2 separate regions of the Homo sapiens genome follow, and region 1 is linked to region 2. A link is a contact called in ENCODE Hi-C or POLR2A ChIA-PET data. All regions are on one chromosome and are shown on one strand. Each heading gives the region's core, a stretch centred on a gene start or an enhancer-like site at or near the end of the contact. The rest is flanking DNA. Distances are from core to core; before and after follow the strand shown.

Evidence for each region. A loop is a pair of places that touch in the nucleus more often than their neighbours do. ChIA-PET counts read pairs that join two places held with the same protein, here RNA polymerase II (POLR2A). Pooled maps may share reads with other maps.
Region 1: a loop to region 2 is called in a map with no recorded cell type, with 5 times the contacts of the local background. The contact joins two enhancer-like sites. A Hi-C loop is called at or near these places in 1 of 168 maps with a recorded cell type or tissue (HepG2), 3 of 37 single-sample maps with no recorded cell type and 5 of 50 pooled maps. POLR2A ChIA-PET finds 5 or more read pairs at or near these places in 6 of 52 experiments (A673, B cell, CD4-positive, alpha-beta T cell and 3 more).

The regions. Positions count from the first base shown.
Region 1 is chr14:68,450,564-68,453,509 of GRCh38, reverse strand. All of the region lies in intron 9 of RAD51B (RAD51 paralog B), which reads right to left. Among named protein-coding and RNA genes, the nearest start is that of RAD51B-AS1, 230 kb to the left of the region's middle. Within about 2 kb of position 1,594, at least 7 of the 41 ENCODE cell types and tissues checked have a DNase peak (open chromatin) inside an H3K27ac peak, as active enhancers do.
Region 2 is chr14:68,282,486-68,285,273 of GRCh38, reverse strand. The region is part of intron 7 of RAD51B (RAD51 paralog B); the gene reads right to left. Among named protein-coding and RNA genes, the nearest start is that of RAD51B-AS1, 400 kb to the left of the region's middle. RefSeq lists enhancers at 1-3, 54-103, 1,840-1,909. Within about 2 kb of position 1,358, at least 18 of the 41 ENCODE cell types and tissues checked have a DNase peak (open chromatin) inside an H3K27ac peak, as active enhancers do.

The DNA of each region.
Region 1 (2,946 bases), core at 345-2,844, 170 kb before region 2:
GGGGTTCAGCTACTTCATATATTTCATATACAATTTTAAACCAATCTGCTGTTTTTGTCTCTTCTGTCTTCTATGATATCTGGTTCTTCTAAGTCCTGAAGAAATCTCTCAAGTGTTCTACTGCTACACTACTTTGAGGGCACAAAAGTGTCTCTGTTCTTTCTTGCCAATCTTGTATCACTTCATGTGTTCTATTATTTGCTGAAGCCTGTTGATATCTCAAAAAGATTCATGCTCTCTTTGTCTTTTTGGATTAACTTTATTAGTTTATCATACAGACATAATTTCAAATGAATCATGAGAAAGAATATACATATGTGGTCAAACCTCCACATTAAAGTGCAGGCACTCTTTGTGAACTTTAGTTTTTCTATCTCCAATTAGGTAGTGATTTAGTAACATTATCTTAATATCAGTTTGAGGGTTATGCACATACACACACATGTGCACACACACACACATCCCACATGTGAATATGTACCAAATAGCTCCTCTTAAGGCTACTCAATACAATTTTTTAGCTATTATCAAGTCATGGTTATAGGGGGCTAAAAAAAGGAGGCTTGGGGTCAAGTACAATCATCATTATTACAAAATGTAACACACCTTAGATCTGGTCAAGCATGGCTTCAAATCTTGGCTATATGATTTTGGGTACTCTAACCTCTTCAAGACTTACTTTCCTCATCTCTAAAATGAACACAATAGCACTCATCTCATAGGCTTATTGTGAGGATTAAAGAGATGAAAGAAATTAGTGAAAAATGCGGTACGTCATAGGAACCTGAGAAATATTAGTTTCTTTCCACTATGATGAGAGAATCTTATGGGGATAAAAATTGCAGAAAAGTTAGTAACTTGCCCCATTTTAAAGGCTAAAGAGTTAGTTCAATGGTCTGCCTTTCCTTGCTGTCCATGTGAGAGTGCCTATGTGTGCAAGGCTAATGTACAACTTCACACACATGCTACAGAACTGTACATATTTCTAACCATTTCTAAAATTGTTAATGTTACCATTTGTTTAATATTACCATTGGGTATGCTGAAGGAAGTGAGAATTGACTTTATTGTCAGTAAGCTCATCGCCATCAAATACTACATTTAAATTTTATTTTTTATTGTTTTTTTAAAAAATCAAAAGTTAACATAAGTATCACCAATTTCAATTTTCAAATAAGTGTGAACTGGTTTCATCATCATCTGAATTTGGTAACTTCAATCTAGCGCCAATTAAAGCAAACAAATACTGTCGCAAGGAATTTCAAGCAACAGAAATCCATTCCCTTTCTCCACCCTAAATCAGGAGTATTTAAATAACCAAAAAAAACAAGATGCACAAGAGCTCTGTCCAGCTGTTAATGCTAAGCTCTGTATATCCAGTTAGGCAAGCCTGATTTCCCAGCGCCATCCACAAGACCCATAAGAAACAGAGCTGGGTCCTCCTGTCCAGGCCCATTAGAAAATGCAGCAGAGGCAAGGCAGCTCTGGCCTTCAAGGGTCACAGAAGGAAGACTATGGCTGTGTGATTACTATAGTAAAAAGATGCCAGGAACTCAGAGGGTGTGTCTTGAATTCTGAAGCACACATCCCTGTTACATCATGCTTGGACCACACGGGACTTTCTTTAGTCTCACAGGAACCCATTCAAGGAAGGCAACATGTTTCTATGTAAAGGGGCTGAAATCTGGGCTTGACACATCCAAAAACAGCTGGTCAAATGGGACTGGTTTGTGTAATGTACCACATCCCTGGCCCTGCTCTGATGGGTGGAGGAACCAATTCTAGTGAGAAATCAACATGCTCTTTCTTCAGAGCACGGTCAAATTAATTCTCTCTGTTACCGCAGCATTCTTACTATTTCCCTAAAGTCCTCCTCCAGCAAATGCAAGGGCAAAGGACAAGAAGAAAACACAAGACAGGATTTCAGATGAGTTGAAGAGTGTAACAGAGAGACAACAGGGCACCCTTCCTGTCTTTTCCTTTAAGCACAAACGAAATTAGTTTCAGTAAGATGGAGGAGAGCTAGAACTTTATACAATAACTCTCCCCAGTGCTGTCAGGGTATAACCAGGAACCTGTCAGCTTCGTCTTTTGTATTTTCAATATTTTTAATGTGAATGTTTCTAAATCTTACACTATATATAACCATAGAATGACTCACTTATCAACTATTATAAGGGAATTAAGGTATCTTTAATTCATAGAAATAAGCTCACAGACTGAAATAATTCAAGAAACAGGTATAGGCACCAGAAGGATCTCAGAAAGAACTTGGTAGGAAGAGCTTGATAGCAACCAGACTGGATATATAAGGAGTTTAAAATTCTAAAATTCTCATTAGAATCATTTGTTGGTGCTCAATCTGTGTTTCCAGGCAGTCTACCTACTTAACACACATACCATCAGGCTGAGCATTCTATAGAATGAGTGAATAGGTTATCTTGCCTGAAACAGAGGGCCCTGAAGCTGAGAATACTGACCATCACAGGAGTCAAAAACTGTCCAATATGAGGCATTCCCTGTGCTGAGAAGTCTGGACAGGGCCCTCTGTGGGGTGCAGCATGGCCTGGCACTGAGCCCCCACAGTCATGCTAAGAATGAACTCTGCTCAGAATCCTCAGGGGCCTTTTACAGTTTCATAATCCCATATACCCTTCTTACTGTTAATGTTGACTTGACTACACTGTGAGACTATTTGCCAGTCCCAACAAACAATTAATTTTTCTCTCTCTTTCCCGGTTGGTACACTATGAATATGGCTTTATGTTTTTCTGATTATGTAAATACCACATGTTCACCATAAACAAGTCAAGCAAAACAGAGAGTCATGAGGAATAAAGCAACCTAACCTCTTTCAGTGGTTCTGAGTGAGAAAAACTATGTGAGGAACTACAGAACAGAGTGTGGTATCTAAGCTCCGTCTCTCCCCGAGGGCCCTTCAGAGGT
Region 2 (2,788 bases), core at 109-2,608:
GATAAGTCAGAAATTCAAGTTTTAATCCTGGCTCTGTTAAGGGTTACTGAATGCCTTGCTTTTAAGGAGACAGAGACCGGAACTTTCCTGTGAGAAATTGTTCAGGTCCATTGAGTCCTTTCATCACTAAGGTTTGAGAGAAAGGCCTGGAGTGGTTTTCCCCATGCTGTCCTCCTGCTCCCCAACCATGACGGTGTCTGCCCCAACCTGTCTGCTGTGGTAGGAGCTGGAGGTGAGAAGGAGACAAGAGGAAGAAAGAGAATAAGGAAAGCAATGAGGGCAAGAGGCAGAAGGAAGAGAGTGAGAACAGGGTAGGTCCAGAAAGGCCACGCTCCCAGACGCATGCCTCTCCCCATCCCAAACCCTTCCTGTCCACATCCAGCTTTGTATAGAGATACCCAATATTTGTTACGGAGTTTGAGCGTCACAAAAACAAATGTGGTTTTAGTATTTGCTGGCTTAGTTTTGCCATGCTCTGGAAAATCAAAAATCATTCCACGATTAAAAAAAAAAAACACAAAAATAAACTTTTATCTTAGCTTCAGCTCAGAAAATATCAACTGTCAGTTCTAGAATAAAAGCTGATAAGGTTTCAATATTCCAGCCTGCCATTTCCATCTTGAAGGACTGCACAACAATTGTTTTCTGGGAAATTCTGAAAGGCTGTGGGGAATTTTTCTTGTGAAATATTTGTGGAGAAGAGGCCAAACTTCAATTTGGCTTGAAGAAAACATGGGTGTGGGAGTCAGGCAGACTTTTATTTCTGGCACTGTCACTAACCTGCTGTGCAATTCTGGGAAATTCTCCTAACCTCTCTGTACCTAAAAGTGTTGAGTCCACAAAAGATATGCAGAGAATGAATGTATAACAACTGTTAATGTAGCAGTCTGCTTAGAATAAATGTTTCATATATTTCACCCACATTAGGATGAGTGCTGTACTCAAAATTCCACCTTTGCATTGCTTATCTTCAACCTTAAGAAATCCATCCTACACAGAACCAATGGCAGTGGCCAAGGAAAAGGGGATGAAGGAGCAACTTGAAATAATTTGTGTTTATGGTGAGAATGCTTCCAATCTTAATAAGTTCATACCTCTTATTATCAGCCCTGAGGAAAACTGTCTTCTGTAGATTTCACTGTGAAATCCACAGGCAAAGCTAGAGAAACACTCTGCCTAGTAGGGGAGCCCCTAAAGAAGAGAGTGGCTCAGTCTGAGGGAATGCAGAAGGAGGAGGTGAAAAAAAATCTCCTCAGCTTTGCACAAGCACACACTCGCTCAATCACAGAGGGGGCTGACGCAAGTAGTGCTTCCGTGCTACTTTTGACCACTGAGTTCAGAAAAATGCATTGAAGTAGAATTGTGTCTGCCATTTGGCAAAAGTAAACACACAAGATAACCATGTGGCTCCCTAAGGCAGCTTTCTCTTTGGCCTACTTCTCTTGGGGTGCACATGCAAGGGGATGCAGTGGAAACTGTGGGCCGGCAGCTACCGTGCCATAGACATAGGTGTGGAGAGCTATGGTTCCACTGCTGGCTGCCCCACTGGCCCCAATGGGCTGAGGTTAGCACGTGTTGGTTCCGGATCTCAGATGGGGCCGGCAGTTGTAAAGAGGCCACAAACAGCAAGCTAGTGTGCTGTTTCCACCTTCAGCCCAACCCCGACGGCATCCTGTCAGTGATCTTGGGCCCACTGCAGGAAATAACATGCACAATTGGTGAACTGTGACAATGCAGCCACAGTGGCTTCCAGTGGTGTATTCGCCAACTGTGTGCAATTTTGCAGTTAGTATGAGGCCAAAAAAGTCTCTGGCCAGCTAGAACCTGGAAGAGAACAAGGCCAATGGTCAGATGACTCTGAGGTTCACATGGATGTGGAAGAAACTATCCTACCAGCCTTCTGCTGCACTGTACGTGTCCTGTGGCCAAGTTGCTTTGGTGTGTAGTTGGGTATCCTTGCCTGCTACCTGATCACTGCCCACTGAGTCCCATAGAAAGGCAGAGGAGGTGAATTTCCAGCAGCTCCCCGAGTTTCTGCTGACCTTTTTAGGTGTTTTTATTACCTGTGGTGCTTTCTATTCATGTGTACTCCTGGGCTCTGGGGATTCCCCTCCCTTTGATTTACAAGGAGGATTAGAAAGACACAGCTTTGTGATCGGTCCCTCACAGACGGCTGGTATTAAGTGATTTCCCCTTCTTAGACTCATTTGAGGCCAAGAAAACAGTTCTGTTGAATCACTTGCTCCTTGGAGGTATGAAAATAGGGCACTTGGGGGAGTCCAACCTGATAAATACCAACATTGATACCCTTCAGCCTCAGCTACACTTCCAGTGGCATATAGTAGAGCGGAGTTGAAGCAGAGGAGTCTCGGGTCCCCCCCAGCCTCTGAGAAACCTCCAGTGGAGAGTAAGCAACTCTGGGCTTACTGCTTGTATTTCTGTGCCACCAGCACAAATGGCATCCTAACCACCAAGGGCTCTCCAAACTCACTGCCTGGAGAGGTGCAACCAATTCTATCTCCAGAGTGAATCTGTAGCATAAAATGGGAGCAAAGGCCACTCACTATGTATTGAAACAGAGGTCACAAGGTCTGCCTAGGAACAAATTTCCAAGTTAGCCACCTCATCAGATATGCTCTTGAACAAAAGTTATTTATTTGATGTCCTCAAGGAAGGGATATTGTGTAAGGTGTTATTTTTAAAAGGAGGGGTGGGGGCAGCTGAAGCAATGCTGTCTGTGTCTGTACTTAAAGAAATGACATCAATATAGACACACAATAATAACCTA